2 separate regions of the Homo sapiens genome follow, and region 2 is linked to region 1. The links are chromatin loops, found by intact Hi-C in ENCODE. Cell type or tissue: CD4-positive, alpha-beta T cell. All regions are shown on one strand. Each heading gives the region's core, and the rest is flanking DNA. Links, peaks and the distances in the headings are about the cores only.

Evidence for each region. Hi-C counts contacts between places; a loop is a spot of excess contacts. Peaks named below come from ENCODE experiments on the same cell type or tissue, not always from the same donor. Only the 100,000 strongest peaks of a DNase experiment are listed, where the experiment ranks them.
Region 2: it touches region 1 in a loop (2.0-fold over the local background); 1 of 110 quality-filtered maps calls a loop at or near these places.

Annotation. Positions count from the first base shown.
Region 1 is chr6:127,946,244-127,955,485 of GRCh38, reverse strand. No RefSeq gene overlaps it. Among named protein-coding and RNA genes, the nearest start is that of THEMIS, 50 kb to the right of the region's middle. In CD4-positive, alpha-beta T cell, for the core only: no CTCF peak of the experiment used is centred there; a DNase peak (open chromatin) is centred at 4,115; H3K4me3 peaks cover 819 bases; H3K27ac peaks cover 1,217 bases.
Region 2 is chr6:128,028,420-128,037,661 of GRCh38, reverse strand. The region is part of intron 13 of PTPRK (protein tyrosine phosphatase receptor type K); the gene reads left to right. All of the region lies in intron 1 of PTPRK-AS1 (PTPRK antisense RNA 1), which reads right to left. Among named protein-coding and RNA genes, the nearest start is that of PTPRK-AS1, 5.2 kb to the right of the region's middle. In CD4-positive, alpha-beta T cell, for the core only: no CTCF peak of the experiment used is centred there; no DNase peak of the experiment used is centred there.

The DNA of each region.
Region 1 (9,242 bases), core at 2,439-6,438:
ATAGCTTTGTTACTTCTTGGGTGCTTTACCAACCCTTATTGGTACTACTGTAAATAGTCTTTTCAACAACAACAACAACAACAAAAATCCCTCAATTAACTATTTGAGTATGCCATCAATTTCCTGCTGAACTCTTGACTTATACTGTAATTGGTTCCAGAAGTTCCCCTAAAACACAGTTCATCAAATCGTATATGGAGTTGAGTCACTTATATATTTGATGAGTTGCATAGACAGACTTTTTGCCCTGGGGAAATTGAAACCTGGAAATCTGAGGCAAGAAATGGCTGGTACCTTTACTAAAACACATCAGCTTCTGGCATGCAATATGAACCTACTGACCTAGCAAATGCTTTCTTTTTAGTTTCCATCAGTAACTATAACCTGTAACACCTCACCTTTGCCCAGAGGGTCAGCAGTACAACTTTGCTGTCTTTTATCAAGACAATATCTGATCTCTGTCATGTTGAGGTCTAGACTAGAGCAGTGATCCTCAAAGTGTCATCTGTGAACTGGTTTCTGGTCCATGTTTCTTATTTATCCCCAATGAATTAGGAAGTTTGCACCAGAATGTGAACTATACCACTAAGCACACCGTTTGGCTCAGCTGACAATTTTTTTCTTAGAAAGACTTTTTTGATGAAGGAGTAGTGCATTGATTTATTTTCTGGTGGAAGCTCCTTACCTCACTGTTGCAGGCACGTACTTTGAATAGCTGCTTCCTGGTCTAGAGGGAGCTTGATTATCTTGACACCCAGTAGAATGCCATGTTGGAGCATATTAATTTTACCATGTCATCAGGAAGAAACTAACAACCTGATGCCTTAGGAAGACAAACACATGACCAAGGAAGGGAGACAAACCATGTGAAAGTTCATAGACTTGTGATCATATGAAGTTTCTAGTGTGACAATGCTGTGAAAATGGCAGAATATTCCTTTTCAAATTAGAAACAAGTTGTCTCACTTTGCACAGTCCACAAAAGAAAGAGCTCTAGCATTCAGTATGTCTCATTGAAACTGGGACGCGACAAATTCCATATTTGGATATACTACTCTGGCCCAACCACCAGGTAACCTATACAGCTACCTGTTCCAAGGGATATTTAGAGCAAGGTGGGGTTATGCAGCAGGTCCAGGCTTCTGTGCAAGCTGACCCATCACTTAGACCTGTGACCCAGCAAAGTGAATTGTACTTGAAGTATTTGTGGCAGAAAGGGATAAAATCTGTTGCCAGCAACAATGACATCACCAGACCGCTGAGGTTTTAGAGTAAGGCTAATTCCTCTTCTTCAAACTACTATCCTCCATTGGTAAGGCTGCTTTTAGTTTGTTTCTTGGCCCTGGTGGAAAAGAAGCAGATGATGGTGGTATGGAACACCAGCGATATAGGTATGGAGCTACCATTAAGAACTGAGTGCTATCTGACCCATAGAATTACGAAGTGGGATGTGTGCAGCCGTTTTTCGTGATTAAATGTAACTTATACATATGAATATAAGACTGAATTTGAAAATGTGAAGAAACCACAAGTATATTTCAGGAGTGGTGGCTCAGAATCCTCTAGCATCTGCTCCTGCTCTTCACCTCCTCTTCCTGAACTCACATCTATGATACCATTGAGATGATAAAACAATTGTAGTTTTGTTAGTTAGGTACAAGACCCTTCTTGTTTTGCAGGGTCTAGACAAAGGGTTGGCAAACAACTGCCTATGGGCCAAATCTAACCTGCCACCTGTTTGTCCTGATCACAAATTAATAATTTTTACATTTTAAAATGGTTTAGCGGGGCCAGGCGCAGTGGCTCATACCTGTAATCCCAGTACTTTGGGAGGCCAAAGTGGGTGGATTGTCTGAGGTCAGGAGTTCAAGACCAGTCTGGCCAACATGGTGAAACCCCGTCTCTACTAAAAACACAAAAAATTAGCCGGACATGGTTGCAGGCACTTGTAATCCCAGCTACTCGGGAGGCTGAGACAGGAGAATTGCTTGAACCTGGGAGGTGGAGGTTGCAGTGAGCCGAGATCATGCCACTGCACTCCAGCCTGGGCAACAGAGAAAGGCCTCAGCTCAAAAAAAAAAAGAAAGAAAAAAAAAAGGTTTTGGGGAAGAATCAAATGAAAACTAGGAGTTTGTAATGTGTAATCATTATCCAAAACTCAAATGTTAGTGTGGGTGCAATCTATACTACAATAGCTAAAGCCTAAAATATTGACTATCTGGCTTTTTATAGAAATGTTTGTCAAACTTGTTCTAGAAGCTGCCGAACTACATTGCCTAAAATGCTTACCAGCAGATTAGATTCTGGTAATGAGAGAGGTTTGCAAGAGATTTAGAAGGAAGAAAAGAAGCAGAAGGTAGTAATCTCCTACGGCGTGTAAGAGAACTGCATGGGCTTTGGCAGATGGCTCATAGGAGGTTTTGCCAGCAGCTTTTAGGCCTTAGCTTACAAATTCACCACAGAGGCTCAGCCCAGATCACAAATGACTCCTGCACTTTATGGGCTCCTGAATTCTGATGTCAGTTTCCTCCCAGGCTTTGCTCTTCCTCCCTTCCAAAGTCTTGTGTAAGTCTTACATTCCTATATTTAGTCCCTTCCTCCTCGACATACCTAAAGTGGGGTATGTCTTTTTTTTTTTTTTTTTCAGTTGGAGTCTTGCTCTGTTGCCAGGCTAGAGTGCAGTGGTGCTATCTCGGCTCACTGCAACCTCCACTTCCTGGGTTCAAGCGATTCCCCTGCCTCAGCCTCCTGAGTAGCTGAGACTAGTGGCGCACGTCACCACACCCAGTTAATTTTTTGTATTTTAGTAGAGATGGGGTTTCACCATGTTGGCCAGGATGGACTCGATCTGCTAACCTCGTGATCCACCCGCCTCGGCCTCCCAAAGTGCTGGGATTCCAGGTGTGAGCCACCACGCCTGGCCTAAAGTGGGTATGTCTTATTTATTTATTTATTTATTTTTGAGATATGGTCTCACTCTGTTGTCCAGGCTGGAGTGCAGTGGCATGAACATGGCTCACTGCAGCATCGACCTCCTGTGCTCAAACAATCCTCCCACCTCAGCCTCCTGAGTAGCTGGGACCACAGGTGCAGGCCACCATGCCCCACTAATTTTTTGTATTATTTGTAGAGATGGGGTTTCGCTGTGTTGCCCAGGTTGGTCTCACACTCCTGGGTTCAAGCGATCCACCTGCCTCGGCCTCCTAAAGTGCTAGGATTACAGATGTGAGTCACCATGCTTGTCATAAAGTGCCTATTTCTGATTTTCTACCCAAACCTTGACTAAGTTAATAAGAAAAGCACTAAATAAGAAATACAGGGTAACTAGAACATAGCTACAGCTATAAGCAGAATTATGGGTTCTGTGAGAGCACGTAATGGAATTCTTACCTATTCTGGGAAATAGGGTAAAGTTTCCCTGAGGAAGTGAAAACTGATATTAGATCTGAAAGAATATGAGGAAGCTCTTGCAAAAGACTAGAGCTTCCAGGACAGAGGCAATGTAAGAAGTATGAGGAAAGGTATCCAAATAACCCTTTGGCAGGAAGAACGTCGGTGCTACAAAGAGAAAAATGTGAATGGGACTGAAACTCAGAAAGCAATGTGCCAGAGAAAGCTGGAGTTGGACAGAGAAGCTGTCCCATACAGGACCTTCCAAGCTGTGGGAGGGATTATGGTCTTTCTCCCATAAGCGATTGGGGGCCCACCACTCTGTTTTTCTCTCTGTTGGTCATACAAAACTTCATCACAGATGTTATAAGAGATGGGGCTTGACTAATAGGTGGAAGAGCCATGAGAGAGGAGAGTACTACAAAAAATGGACGAGATATAAATTGTATACCAATCAGTTTAGCAGGATCAGAGTGGAGATTCATTTAAAGACAAAGCACAAAGGACCTAACATTGACAGGAGTTTGGACTTTATTTTGTTAATGAAAAGTTATCCAGGCAACCAAAAAGGACACTTTTCTGGAGACTTTTTTCTGTGGTAGAACTTAAACTGAAACATCAAACTTGAATTAAGACTGAGAAATACTGTTGGTGTTTGTTAATGATTGTGTTTTGTGGTTCTTGAAGTGAGACAAAGGCTTAAAAGTACAGGAAATTGGTGGCTTTGGTAAAGTAAAAACTGAATTGTTTCATATTAAAAGAGGCCATTGCAAGGTTTGTCTTTATGCTATTGCTGTAGCAATAGAGGAACTAGATCATGGCACTTTTGAAGAGTAGATGAGAAAATGCCAGGTCTCCTCAGCTGTGCCTGCAGGTACCCAGGTCTGGCAATCTTAGGAAAAAGGCAAAGGAAAGAGGGTTCAGTGGAATTTGACACCAGGCCTTCAGGAGACATGAAAGAATCATTTAAACATGAGTTTAAAAGTACTATTTATTGTCCGAGAAAGAATAACATCACGTATACATTTATAATGGCTAGGTAAGAAAAAAAGGAAGTATTATTCTAGCAGAGTTGGCAAATGTTGCAGGTTAGCTTCCCCAAAAAGAGACCCGGAAATGGAGATTAGCATGCAGGCAGTGTGTTGGGTAGTGTTCCTGAGAACTACACACATGCCAGTTGAGGGAAGCAGGATTGAGCAGAAGGAGTTTAACCACCAGGCAGTTCTAACAAGTCTCGGGTGCCTCTTCAGGGTTGCCTCCATTGAGGCAGAGGCCAGGCCTTTGTATCGCTCCATGAACCGGTCATTGGCTGCAGCCTACCCAGAGGCAAAGGACAGAACCTTAAATGAGGAAGCTTCCACCAACCATGGGTGATATCTGGAGGGGCATTCAGCTAAGTGCTGTCAGTAGTCAACAATTCTGGCAGCTGGATGATGGGTGCATGGCCTTAAAGAAAGTTGTGTGTCTAACGCTATAGCGTTCACTACAGTTCACTCCTGTGTGTCTCTGGATCTTTTACTTCATATAATGTAGTGAATTCACCCTGTCTGGAGGCAGCTCCTACAAGATTATGGTTGGTCTCTACCACCAGGGAAACATACAAGAGGAAGATTAACAGTACAAACTACAAACTCCGGTGCTGTGGCTAATTTCAAGGATATTTATCATTTTAAGTTTGCTTCACCCTTAACTAGCTCCTCTGCTTGTCTTGATGGCTCACGTGGTTGAGTGATGCAGACCTTCGTCCAAGAGGAGTGAGAGCTCCTAATCCCCATGTATTTCTCAAGCACAGCTGCTATACTTGACTATTACCTGTTAATAGTGGACACCAACAGATACGCCAGTGCATCACTTTGATGCCAAATGAATCCTTCCCTGCCCACATTGTATACCATCAGCCTTGTCTCCCCCTGAAGATCAGGATCAATTATACCTGCAAGGATGTTGACATTGTTCTTTTCCCACCAAGCTCTAGGTATAAAGAGACTAAGGTAACCAGAGGTCAACTTTGACTTAATGTTTAATGGGACTCTCACTTTGTCCTTTGGTGGGAGGGAGTGTTCCTAAATCTCTAAAGCTAAAAGAGCCTAGAGTTAAAGGTACAGAATACAAACTTCCAAGTAAGTCACTCAGCTTGATGATCATTGAGGCCACTCTTACTTTCACCCCTTGGTTCCTGTTGCAATGTATTTACATATGGGGAGCACAACACAATATAATGAATATCAATGTGTTAAGTGTCTCATCATGAAAGATAGTGCCCTATTATCCAAGTTGGTGCCTCATCTTTACATCCAAACTGGTGCTGCATCTGTACTTTTAATAAGCTACTCTATCACTCCATCATCTGATGGTTTCTGGGTAGTATAGAAAGTAAGAGGACAAGTGAATCCCGTGACCATGAGCTTGCTGATGAACTTCCTTTGCTTTAAAATAGTTCCTTTGGTTTTATTTACTGTTACATGGGATCTGTATTGGTGGATCAAAACTCTATAAACCTTTGGAGAATGGTACTGGTTAAAGCCCTTCAAGCAGAAAAGGTAACCCATACCCAGAATAACTGTTGATTCCAATCAACATAAATCACTGGTTATTCTAGCATAGATGAAATCCAATGTACTGAACTTGCAACCACCTGTCAGTGGCTGTCACCCCAGCCATTTGGCAGTGGCTAAGAACAGAAGCTGTGTAAACATCGATTAGCTGTATAATTCTGTCCACTCGGTTTCGGTGGATATTCTCTAGTTTTAATATGCAATATGCTTTCTCTGATAATTCTACCCACATATATCTTCCCCAAATCTCCTTGTCTGCAATCTTACAATTTTTTTTTTCATTCCAGGGCCCCAAGCAAAGATCCAAGCCACTGGTCATTATCCATGAATCCATGCATATATGTCTACTTATATTTTCCTGCAAAGTGCATGACCAGAGGCACTGCCCAAAACTTTACTGAGTGCTATAATTTCTTCTTCTAGCCACTGTCTTTCAAGGCCACCACTAAGTGGGCCTGCAGTAGAATAGCAGTCTATTGTCAACGTGCACCCATGTGCTGAACTAACCAATTTATGAACTTTGCATGGCCCTCTGCCTCCTGTGTCAGCTGGCCATAAAAGACTTCTCTCATTTACTATAGCTGTTTGATGAGAGAAGGGTACTGGTGCAGCAGTAGTGGATGGCACAGACTTCTGAACTATTCGATTGTGCAGTTGACTTCACTACTGTTGCTTGCTCCAAGTGATACCAATTCCATTTTACAATGGATTGATTACTGCTAGGTCTGATTGACCCTATGACTTGGTGGGTCTGAGATAACCCAACTCAAGGTGGGTAGTTCTGTCACTGTGCATCCAGGTTCAGATGCTCCATTTCTACCAGGACCCAGTCAAAAACCAACATCTATTTTTAGAATGATGCTCAATCATCTAAACATCAGACAATATGGAGATGTTTAGAACCCATACTGTTGCTCCAGAACCCATACTGTTACTCTTCTATTTGGTGGTACCCTAAATGCCATATGGCATCTTTCCCAACACAGATAACTTTAACATAAGAAGGTCTGCCAGATCGAAGGGCCCAAGCAGCAGGAATGCTTGTATGCACGGCAGCTCGGAACTGTTGCAGTGCCCTTTCCTGCTCTGGACCCCGTTTAAAGTCAGTAACCTTCCTTATCAGTAAATGGGATGATATAGTTTTCCCAAGTATGGCATATATACTGCCTCCAGAATTGGGAGAGTTCTGCTAGGCATTACACATCCTTCTACTTTAGCGGCTCAAAATGCAATTCTTAGTTCTCTAATTTGGACAGTTCTTTGTTCTTTATATTTGTATGTCTCAGTCTGACCCACCGCTACACTCTTTTTTTTTCCTTCAAAATGATGGTCATGACAGGATTCCAACCAGTCCCTGTCTCTTTTTTTTTTTTTTTTATGAGACAGAGTCTGGCTCCGTTGCCAGGCTGGAGTGCCGTGGTGCAGTCTTGGCTCACTGCAACCTCCACCTCCCCAGTTCAAGTGATTCTCCTGCCTCAGCCTCCCAAGTAGCTGGGAATACAGGCATCTGCCACCACGCCTAGCTAATTTTTGTATTTTTAGTAGAGACAGGGTTTCACCATGTTGGCCAGGATGGTCTCGATCTCTTGACCTCGTGATCCACCCTCCTTGGCCTCTCAAATTGCTGGGATTACAGGTGGGAGCCACTGCACCCGGCCTGCCTCTTAAACTCTTAAAATCTTTACTGATGTGGCATGTCACTGATTCTTTGTAGAGTTTCTCTGCTGCCATCAGAAGTGATTGTTTCTTACCAAAGCCTACGATGTATTTGCCATTTCTTGTTCATCAGGTCTAATTAGCAGTTTTTCATTGAATTGAAAGAATTCTTTTTTTTTTTGGAAATGTCCAAATGTGCAGGTTGCTTCCAGCTATATTACAACAGAGTGTCAGAAATACTGCAGCTCCAGGGCAAGATCACAAATAGATGCTATTGCTTATCTCATGTGAATGTGAACTACTTTAGGTCCTCTTCCCTGATAGAAATGAAAATAACAAATTTGCTAGGTCAATGGCTATATACCATGTTCCCAAGTCCATGTTAATTTGTGCTAGTAAAGATAATATATCTGAAATGCCAATTTTAATTGGAGTTGCTGCTTAATTGAGTTTGCAGTAACCACCGTTACCAAGAGGATGTATCTGGTTTCTCTAGGTGCCAGATTGGTAAATGAAATGGAGATATGTTAAGGTGCATTTTCTAGGTGTCTAAAGGTAACATTACTGTATGCCATTTCCCCAAATTGCAATTTTAAACATTTTAATGAGATATAATTAACATATCATACTATTCACCTATTTAAACTGCATAACTCAATGTGTTTTAGTACACTCATTGAGTTGGGCAATATTAGTCTTGACTTACTCTCTTGTGAGGAAGTTTCAGAGAAATCCCCTTGATTTCCCCCCACTACACATAGTTCTCATCTCACAGATCAAGAAACCAATGTGGAGCTTTTCCAGCCACCAAGATATCCATTGAATCGGACATTTGGAGACTAGAGAAATGACTACAGGATGTGTCCATGGAATAAGTGATCTCACTGTGAGTTGGATCTGGGACAGGACTACACTTAACATCTTACTCCCATACCCATCACTCTAATGAGGGTAGGGAATGTGGATACTTCCTACAGTCCTCTAATATTTTGAGTATTCTCGTTTTTCTGATGTACAGGTACTTGAGCAAATGGTAGTGGTTCCTTTTGGAGAGGGACCGGGGAAACTATTATCTGTATACCTGCCATGGTGCTGCAGGTTCCTTTCTCATGGTCAATCAGCCTCTCCTTCAGTCAGTGATTTCAGATCTAAGAACTAGCTTAGGTCTGGAAACTGAGTAGAGAATTGTGACTTGTTTTCAGGGTAGACTATGAACTCTAACATGGTATTTTTTAGCTCTTTAATTCTTTCCTTCACCATTCATTCTGGCAGTTTCCACTTCACTTAGTATGAGTCATCACTTTTTCCAAGCATCCTAGGGCCAGTCTAGCAGTATAAGAGTACCATCTTCCAGGGTTCCTGCCAGTGTATTAAATCTTATGTCGGAGAGTGATCCCATATGATAAACATGTCCTTGCCTAGTTTCGCATTCCATCCCTCTTGTTATAGTGCTCTCAAGATTCAGGTTCATATGTAATCTCCCAACTACAACCCATACATGTTGCCTAGGTCCTTTGATAGCTTTGGTATATAATGACTTTCTTCCCTTAGAAGGCCCTGCACTTTCCTGGCCTGGTTATGGCTAGGGATTATGGATTGGGTTATAACCCAATCCCAGTTATTTTTCTAGCAGTCAGTAGA
Region 2 (9,242 bases), core at 3,538-7,537, 81 kb before region 1:
ATCTGACTGGGTTTTGCTCCATTTTTCTTTCACTAATCAAGACTTCAGTGAAATAAATACATAGTAAAATTCTAATAATGCTAGACTTATTTCCCAAATGTCTTGATGTTAAGTGAATAATAAACTCCAGATCTGATTTTGTAAATATTATTTTAAGATATGCATTCTTAAATCTTGATAGGCAGATGTTCTAGGAGGCTCCAAGAGAGCTCAATTGGGTAACTCTCTCAGAGGACTGACTTGCTCCATATTTGCATCATACTTTTGTGTGGTTTCATTCACAGGCACAGTTGCCCATCGTGCAGGATATCATTAAATGACCTAAATTAACTTTTCTGCAGGAAGTGGAGGAATCTCAGGATAGGAGAATCCAGTTTTAAATACCCCTGAGACTTAAATTGATTCAGTCTTAATCTGGGATGACTCAAATGACTTAGTATATAATGTCTCTTGTTTCTCTAAAAGAGAGTCTCTCAATGACAGAGGCCTAAGTCTGGAGATCAAGTATGTAGTCCTGTTGACTGAGAACAGGCAGAAAAATCTGATTAATCCAAAGGAAAAAGGCGAGGGAGGTGGCAGCACAGTGAACAGATTTGCACCCAAGCACAACTAAAAGAATGAGTTAGGGAGGGCGGGGAGCGGCGGCTTGTGGCTGTAATCCCAGTACTTTGGGAGGCCAAGGCAGGCAAATCACCTGAGGTCAGGAGTTCAAGAGCATTCTGGCCAACGTGGTGAAACCCTATCTGTACTAAAGATACAAAAATTAGCTGGGCATGGTGGTGCATGCCAGTAATCCCAGCTACTCCAGAGACTGAGGCAGGAAAATCAATTCAACCCGGGAGGCAGAGGTTGCAGCCGAGATCGCACCATTGCACTCCAGCCTGGGTAACAAGAGCGAAGCTCCATCTTAAAAAAAAAAAAGGAGGGAGGAGACGGAAAGAAATCAGTTCGTTTATTTTCAAAATGATCAAGGATGAATGGTAGGTTCCTTTACAATTTTTGATGTATCTATTTTTTTACCAACTCTTTATTTTCTTTATTTATTTCAGTATTTTAGTTTATTAAGTACTTGCAGTGTTATTAAACATAGACTGAAGAATGGAAATATGAGTAAGATATGTGTATTAATTTTAGGACACTCACATCGTAGTACTTGTCCATGTTCCTTTTTTTGCCTTTTTCCATTGATGAAGGTTATCTTCTCTCTTGCTCATGGCTAATAATTATCACTTTTTCTCTTAACAAATTATTTTATTGTTGTTATCATTTCTTACCTACAAAGTTACTATTCTCTGTACAACTCTGTTGCTAGCAACCATCTTACAATTTGGTTATCCATAAGACCAAATTTTGTCTCTAAAACATCTCCTGGGTGTAGCTGCTCCCATGAAGACAATATAGCTACAATGGAGTATGAATCCATATAAAACTCAGTAGTCTTATTGGGCTCATTCTCTCACAGCCCTGGGAGAAGCCTTGGTTGCCTGTGTCTCTTTCTCATATTTTGAGGCATGCTTATGGAACAGAGGTTTCCCAACCCTATTCAGACCCCAAATATAACAACTGTTTGTAAGACCCTCTGTACTATGAAAAAGAAAAATCCATTCCATTCCATTTACCAACATACGTAATTTCAAAAGATAACCAAAGTTACCTAACTTTAATATTAAAAAGAGCTAAAGGAACTAAAACATATGCTTATTGCCTAAACTGTTGAACACAACCACATTAGAAGACAGAAAGAATACTCTGATGTTTGCCACTATTCTGAGAATCACCAAATGCAACTACTAATTATGCAGACTGTCCTGTAGATCTCAGGATGTCTATCAGCCCTGCCCTTTCCCACTAAATATTATAGAGTCTTAATCTAACTGGGAGACCCAAGTGTCCCTACACATTTCCTAGATGCCTCCAGAAGGCACTATCTGCTATACTGAGAACCATTGCTATAGAACTTTACCTTCAATATCACTTCTTATTTGTAATGTCTGTCCCTGGTGGCTCTGTAGAAGATTTTGCTCTCAATCTTCCATGAGCAAATAGAAACTTGGAATTTTTTTTTCTGTTTCCTAAAATAGAATACAGATATGTCCACACTTGGAAATATGATATATTTTTATGAGTATATCTTCAAGTGGCAGATCATAAGGTGAAATCCCAACTTGCCTTATATTGTATCATTACCATGTTGTCGTTTTGTGTCCAGATGACATTGGCAGTAAGCAGCGAAGGATTCAGTAATGTTTTGATAAAAAGAGCATTAATGTAATTATTTATTTATTTATTTATTTTGAGACAGAGTTTCACTCTTGTCACCCAGGCTGGAGTGCAGTGGCACAATCTCAGCTCACTGCAACCTCTGCCTCCCAGTTTCAAGCGATTCTCCCACCTCAGCCTCCCAAGTAGCTGAGATTACAGGCACTTGCTACAACGCCTGGATAATTTTGTATTTTTTGTAGAGCCGGGATTTCAACATGTTGGCCAGGCTGGTCTTGAACTCCTGACCTCAAGTGATCTGCCCGCCTCGGCCTCTCAAAGGGCTGCCAGGCTTGAGCCACCGTGCCCAGCCAATGTAATTGTTTTTAATCTGCATCATCTTTTGAATAAAAAGACATTTTAAATATCAGAAAATGACCACTGTCTAAATTTTCTTTAACCAGCATAAATGGATGTAAACTAAGTAGTTTGCAAATTTTCATGTCTGTTTCACTTTTATCTTTCTCCTTGGTAATATGTTTTCTGACATTGCTGTGAAACATTTCATATTACTTAAAATGTGTATCTTTAACAGATTTTTCACTTTTCAGTTTAAACATTTCACACAATCCACACGTATTTATTAAGGACTTATATACTTGACATAACACCAATTGATGTTTCAGTCATCAAATCTTGAACACCTACTTCTGATTGTCTAACCCTTCTTTTTCAAATTAACAACAAAACAAACCAAAACAACTGTCTCATACAACTACTCCATTCTCCAAAGAGAAGTTGTAAATTATAAAACTTTAACAGTCTTATTTTTTCTTTGATGGCCTACTTAATAAATCTAAAGGGACTATAGGTTTACAACCTTGGAGTGTTGCTTTTGATTTTTTTCCCCCTGTATCAGTCCCTAAACCAAAACATTTACAGTACTGTGTATATTTAATAATTTTGTACTGACTGCATGAAGATATAAATGTGTGAATGAATACAGCTTGTTAAACATGCAAGTATATTTCTTCAAAGAAGAGTTTACGGATTCTTTTTCCTTAGCAAAGGGAAGTTGTATTAAACATTGTGGTGGTTGAAATGCTGCTAATCAAAAATTGGTCATCGATTTGAATACATCTTATAGCTTTTCTATCATGTTGTTGGTTTATTTCTGAAAACACAAGGGAGAAGTTGATTGGGCTGCCTTAGCTGCCTTTTTCTATGGTGACAGGTGTTTAGACTTTAATCCCTCTAACTGTGCACATAGATGTTTCTGGTGAAAAGAATGTACTGCCCTTTGTATAAAAAACATAATAATGATAATAATGTAAGTTTGAGAACGGTTTAGTCTACACAGTTATTGACAAGAGGTACAGCTTGTACTGGAGGACCAGTCTGGATTCAAGAAGATGGTCCTAAGTGTACCGAAGTATATCTTTTCGTATGAAGATATAAAGAATAGAAATATGAGTGGTATTTGAGGTGTCCGCATCCTCTTTGGCACTCAGAGGACTCTAATCAAACCCAATGTTGTGTACTGAACTATTCCTGACTTGTGAAATTCATCTTTTATCCCCTACTTTAACTTTTTTTTTTTGAGACAAGGTCTCATTCTGTTACCCAGGCTAGAGTGTTATAGCTAACTACAGCTTCCACCTGGGCCCAAGAAATACTCCCCCCTCAGTCTCTCAGGTAGCTGGAACCACAGACACAAGCCATCACACTCAGCTAATTAAACAATTTTATTTTTTGTAGAAACTAGATCTCTCTACGTAGCCCAGGCTGATCTCAAACTCCTGGGCTCAAGCAATCCTCTCACCCTGGCCTCTCAAAGTGCTGGGATCACAGGCATGCACCACTGTGCTCAGCTACCCCAATTTTACCTTTTAAACACAAAAGCTTTCATTAAATGTAAAGCCACCATTTCCTTTGACTTTCAAATCCATGTATCAGTAAAATAAAACAAAAATTTATTTGAATGCAATAATAGCAGACATATGCTGTTCTAAAATCCTCAGAAATCTGGCAGTGGAAACTGTGAAGATAGTTATGATCTCATGAAGTTTGAATATAGTCCTAAACTCTTTGGAATGAGAGATTTGTCAGCTGGATTTTCATGCTCTAAATCTGACTTCAATAACTTTCACTTTCTGCCAAGATGTATCCATTATACCTCAGTATCTCCTGATATTCTCCAATAAAATCCACTGTCAAATTAAAAGCTTAGTTCTGTCGTTTGTGCCAGGCCCCAAGTGCTACCCTTATATTCCAAAATCAGTAGCGCTTTTTCCAAGTTATTACTCAGGGAGTATAACCAACTAGAAAAAAATTTAGAAATACTAGAAGCATGTTCTCCTAGATTTCCTACATCTATCCCTACCAACTTCCCAAAGAGCCCTGTAGTATCTTCACCTACCTTCCTATCAGCTATTCAGACATAAAAACAGCTGCTTTCTTCCTGGGAAGATCACGTAATTTAGAACTGGCTTGGGGTGTACCTCTGGGTTACCAAAAATGATTTTTTAAAAATATCTGTCATTCAAGAAAATAAGATCTGGGGTCAGGTCCAGGCAATATTGTCCTGAGGGTGCTTTTCTTCTTCTCGTGGCTGATATTCCCGCAGTGACATATGATATAATATGCACTAAGCTGATACTGCTTCAGTAACCATGTCTGTGTCTGTGACAGGTGCTACTGACTCCTTTCTTCATGTTATTGATCTAAAATATTTTTTAAAATGTAGAATCTACAAAACCCTGGAGGCCTTTCATCCTTGGAAGCTGGAATTATTGCATCTTTTCATCCTTCTTAAAGAGGGGAATGTTTTCACCCTTACAGTTAAGTTGACAGTTCATATGCGATGTTTACTTGACTTTTTATATCTGGTTACAATAAATGTATAGGCTGTTAACACATAATAAATAATGACTCATATATTTGATTTAAAATTTCCTGGATTATCTATAATCAGAATTTAGAATTTCTCTCCTAGAAGTGTGGCGAGCTGAAGCTATTAGAGCTGTGGCCTTTACAATCCTTTAACGGAATAACCCATCTCCTGTTGCTGATCTGAACCGCATAACTGGCTAAACTAGTGCAGGCAGCATGATTCTTCACACACAACCAGATGCCAGAAAGAAGAAAACCACAAAGGGGCTGAAAAACACAGCATAGAGCCCAGAAGCAAGAGGGTAAGGTGGGGCAGAAACCAACCAGCAGTGATTGGAAGGGAAGATTAAGTCAGGAGGCAGGGCTCAAAGGGCATCTGAAGGTGAGAGGCAGCAGCCCGAGGATGCCTCAGGAGTCTGCGTTGTACAAGAAGCTGGACATTAGAGATAGGTCGCAGGTCAAAATCAGATAGAATTTTGCGATCAGAGCAGACACAGCAAACCAGAAGCACTTGAACTGTTCAAATAGCACCTTCTTTCCACAGCAAGTCCTTGCTGTTGTGACTGCGAATACACTGGTCCACTGAAGCCTGTGACACTTGCAATTTGGGAGCTTATCACAGCCGGAGGACCCTGACACAGGGTGAGGGTGCAGGAAAGACAGGACATGAGATTGAGGATGCTGACTCAGACAGGTCACTGGACCGTTCCAGTGTTTTTCTTACAGGGAAAGAGTGTAGGAGGCAGTGCATCTCTTTGTCTTTGTCACTTAACTTTTGGTGTTCTTTAAACTGTTCTAAATTAGTTCAAGATCTACAAATTGAAGGCTAAAGAAGGGAGGATAAATAAAGCCCAGCCCAAGCAGTTTTGATTGTAGAAACATTTGGAAGTATTTGGGTTGTTAGGGGAAAGGAGCATAGCTGATTTTTTTTAAATTGATTTGGAGTTTGGTTATTTGTCATTTACTCATTAGTTACTTTCCTCCCCAACAATAACAACAAAAGATAATTACCATAGTCTGTTCTTACATGAAACACTGAGAAATTTTATGTAGACATTGAAATTACTTCATCAGTTTCTTCTGTGAATGATTCATTTCACATTTCCCAGTCTTATGTAAATTACTCTGCAGCATTTATATAGCATTAGTGTCATGCAATTTGTATCATTATTGAACATTTATTTTCTTTTCAAACAAAGTGCAAAGTGCCAGAGGATGGGAAGTATATCTTTAGCTGCAGTTTGAAAGAAAATGTACCAAGCTTGGTGTCGGATGACCTGGGTTCTACAAAGCAGTCGTGTACGTTTAGCCAAATCACCTGTTCAAATCTAGGTTGCCCAAACTATAAATGCACTTGAATGAGTGATTTTTCAAGAATGTGGGGCAAAATGAAGTCAGAGCATTCAAGGCTGTGGTATCTTATTTCTGTTTCAGCTACTGTGTCTGTGCTCTCAGTGTTTCATATATTGGGTCCCTACGTATGATTTTATTTTTTAAATTTCTACTGCTAATAAAAGTTTCACAGATGTGATAGTGTCCAGTATTTCTTTCAAATTTGAAGTTTCATTTGATTTAATCATTTTATCTATCATGTCATTTAGTGTAATTTTTGAACCTAGTAAGTGTCTAATAAATATTTGCTGGGGAAAAAAATGAATGCTATGGTTCAATCATGCAATACTCAGATGTTCGTAACCATTTCCATGTGAAAAGTTTAGTATAGGCTGTAGAGAATGACATTTTAGACTTTTGAGGGGAATTATTTTTATGTCAGCTTGAAATTCTTCTTGAACTTGATTTCTGACTTGGGGGAAAAAAAGCAAGCCTGATGTGCACAAGCTTTATACAGAGAATCAACTGTTTTTAAAAGAATAATCCAGCTGCTATCTGATCAGCCAGGTAGGAGTTGTTCTGTGGAAATGAAGAAGCCCTCCATTTTCAGTCAGAGTCACGCATATAAAGGCTTTGATAAGATTAAAATAATCCAAGAATGCAATTTCAAGATGCACAGCTAGAAACAGCAACTAAGAAATATCCATATCTTACAGGACACAGCTAAGGGAAGAGTCAGGTTTTAAGGACCGTCTACAGATAATGTCAGGATGTACAGATAAATATGAGCAACTGCTGATTGAGCTAGAAACACTGCTGGTTAAGTTATAAATCTTATGATTTTTACCCTTCAAAATGCCTCTTTCCTTGCTGCTTTATATTTTTTTAAAGAGCGGAGTATGTTGTCACTTGGAGGTTGTGCTGCTTTCCTGTGACTTTAGTCACCTTTGGTGCCCTGGCCAGATCCCTTTTACCAAGCCTGTAAAATGCCCAGTTTCCGTCAGTGTTAGCTGCTATTGGCTCACAGCCCCCACTTCTCTTCAGAATCACTTGTAGCTGAAAAACATTTACTTTGCCAAACCTTATGTGCCCATCTCCCAGCACTATCAGCTCATATCTGATGACTAACTGACATGGGGAATACAAAAAGCCAGTGCCCTCACTTCATTAGGTCAACTCTGGGGCAATTCATGCTCTAGTGCTCCCCGTGACATCAGGCTGAAGTTAGACTTATGCTAATACCACATTCTCACTTAGCTGCTTTCCCTTTCCTACCCTACTTTCCTCTCTCCTTTTCATCTGACAACACTCCCTTAATAAATCATGTGCATCCAAATCCTTGTCTTAGGCTCTGCTTCTAGGGAACCTAAGCAGTGATATTTTTGAGAGTATAGATTCTTTCTTCTTTTATCTTTCATCCTCAATCTCCAGCACATCTGGATCATGATGCTTTACAAGTATTTTGAAGAGTAAGCAAAGTAAGAAATTTGGCCTTCATTTGGTGTGTTAGTTAGTCCTTGCATTGCTATAAAGTAATATGTGAGGCTGGATTATTATTATTATTATTATTATTATTATTATTATTATTATTATTATTATTTTGAGATGGAATCTCACTCTGTCACCCAGGCTGGAGTGCATTGGCACTACAACCTCTGCTTCTTAGGTTCAAGTGATTTTTCTGCCTCGCCTCCCCAGTAGCTCGGATTACAGGTGCCCGCCACCCTGTCCAGCTAATTTTTGTATTTTTAGTAGTGATCGGGTTTCACCATGTTAGCCAAGCTGGTCTTGAACTCAAATGATCCACCTGCCTCAGCCTCCCAGAGTGCTGGGATTACAGGTGTGAGCCACTGCATGCAGTCAGAGACTGGGTAGTTTATAAAGAGAAGAGGTTTAAATGGTTCATGGTTCTGCAGGCTGTAGAGGAAGCGTAGTGCTGGCATCTGCTTCTGGTGAGGGCCTCAGGGAGCTTACAATCATGGCAGAAGGTGAAGGGGAACCATGTATCACTTGGCAAGAGAGGGAGACAGGAGAGGGAAGGTCCACACTCTTTAAACAACCAGATCTCACAAGAACACTCATTACTGTGAGGATGGCACCAAGGCATTCGTGAGAGAGCCAACCCCCAAAACCAAAAACCTCCCACCAAGTCCCATCTCCAGCATTGGGGAATACATCTCAGCATGAGATTTGGAGGGCACAAACACCCAAACTGTATCAGTTGATCAAGAACTGACCATGGAAGATGGATAGTTGAAGTCACAAGCAGTCCAGCACAATTCTAACCTTACCATGAATCTGAATTCTTAGCTCACTAAAGATTTAGGAACAGAATTGGGGAGTAGAATTATGGTCATGTAAAAATAGAGTCCGTTTAACATCCTAACCTTAAATCAGAAACCATCAAAGCATCATATCAACAAAAAAATTGTTTTCACTTATGAAAAATATGAATATTAACACAATTTTGTTGCACACTTACTCTCTGCCATATGTCTTACACTAGGCATTGAGAAAATACTAAAAATACATAGGATATGTTCCATGCTCTCAAGAAGTTGTGAATTGTGAAAGAACCTGATAGTTGAAGTAATAATTTCATGCAGTGTGCCTAAACATGAAATAGAATTCCATACAAAGTGACATTTAAATAGGTAGAAAAACCAGAGACCATATCCACACTGGTAACAGCATGGGCAGAGGTTTGCAGTTAGACATGAAAGTTAATGCAGTGTTCAAGAATATACTGAGGAGTTAGTAAGAAATTAGGCTAAAATGTATGTTGATACAGATATGAGAAAGGGCTGTAAGACTCAAGA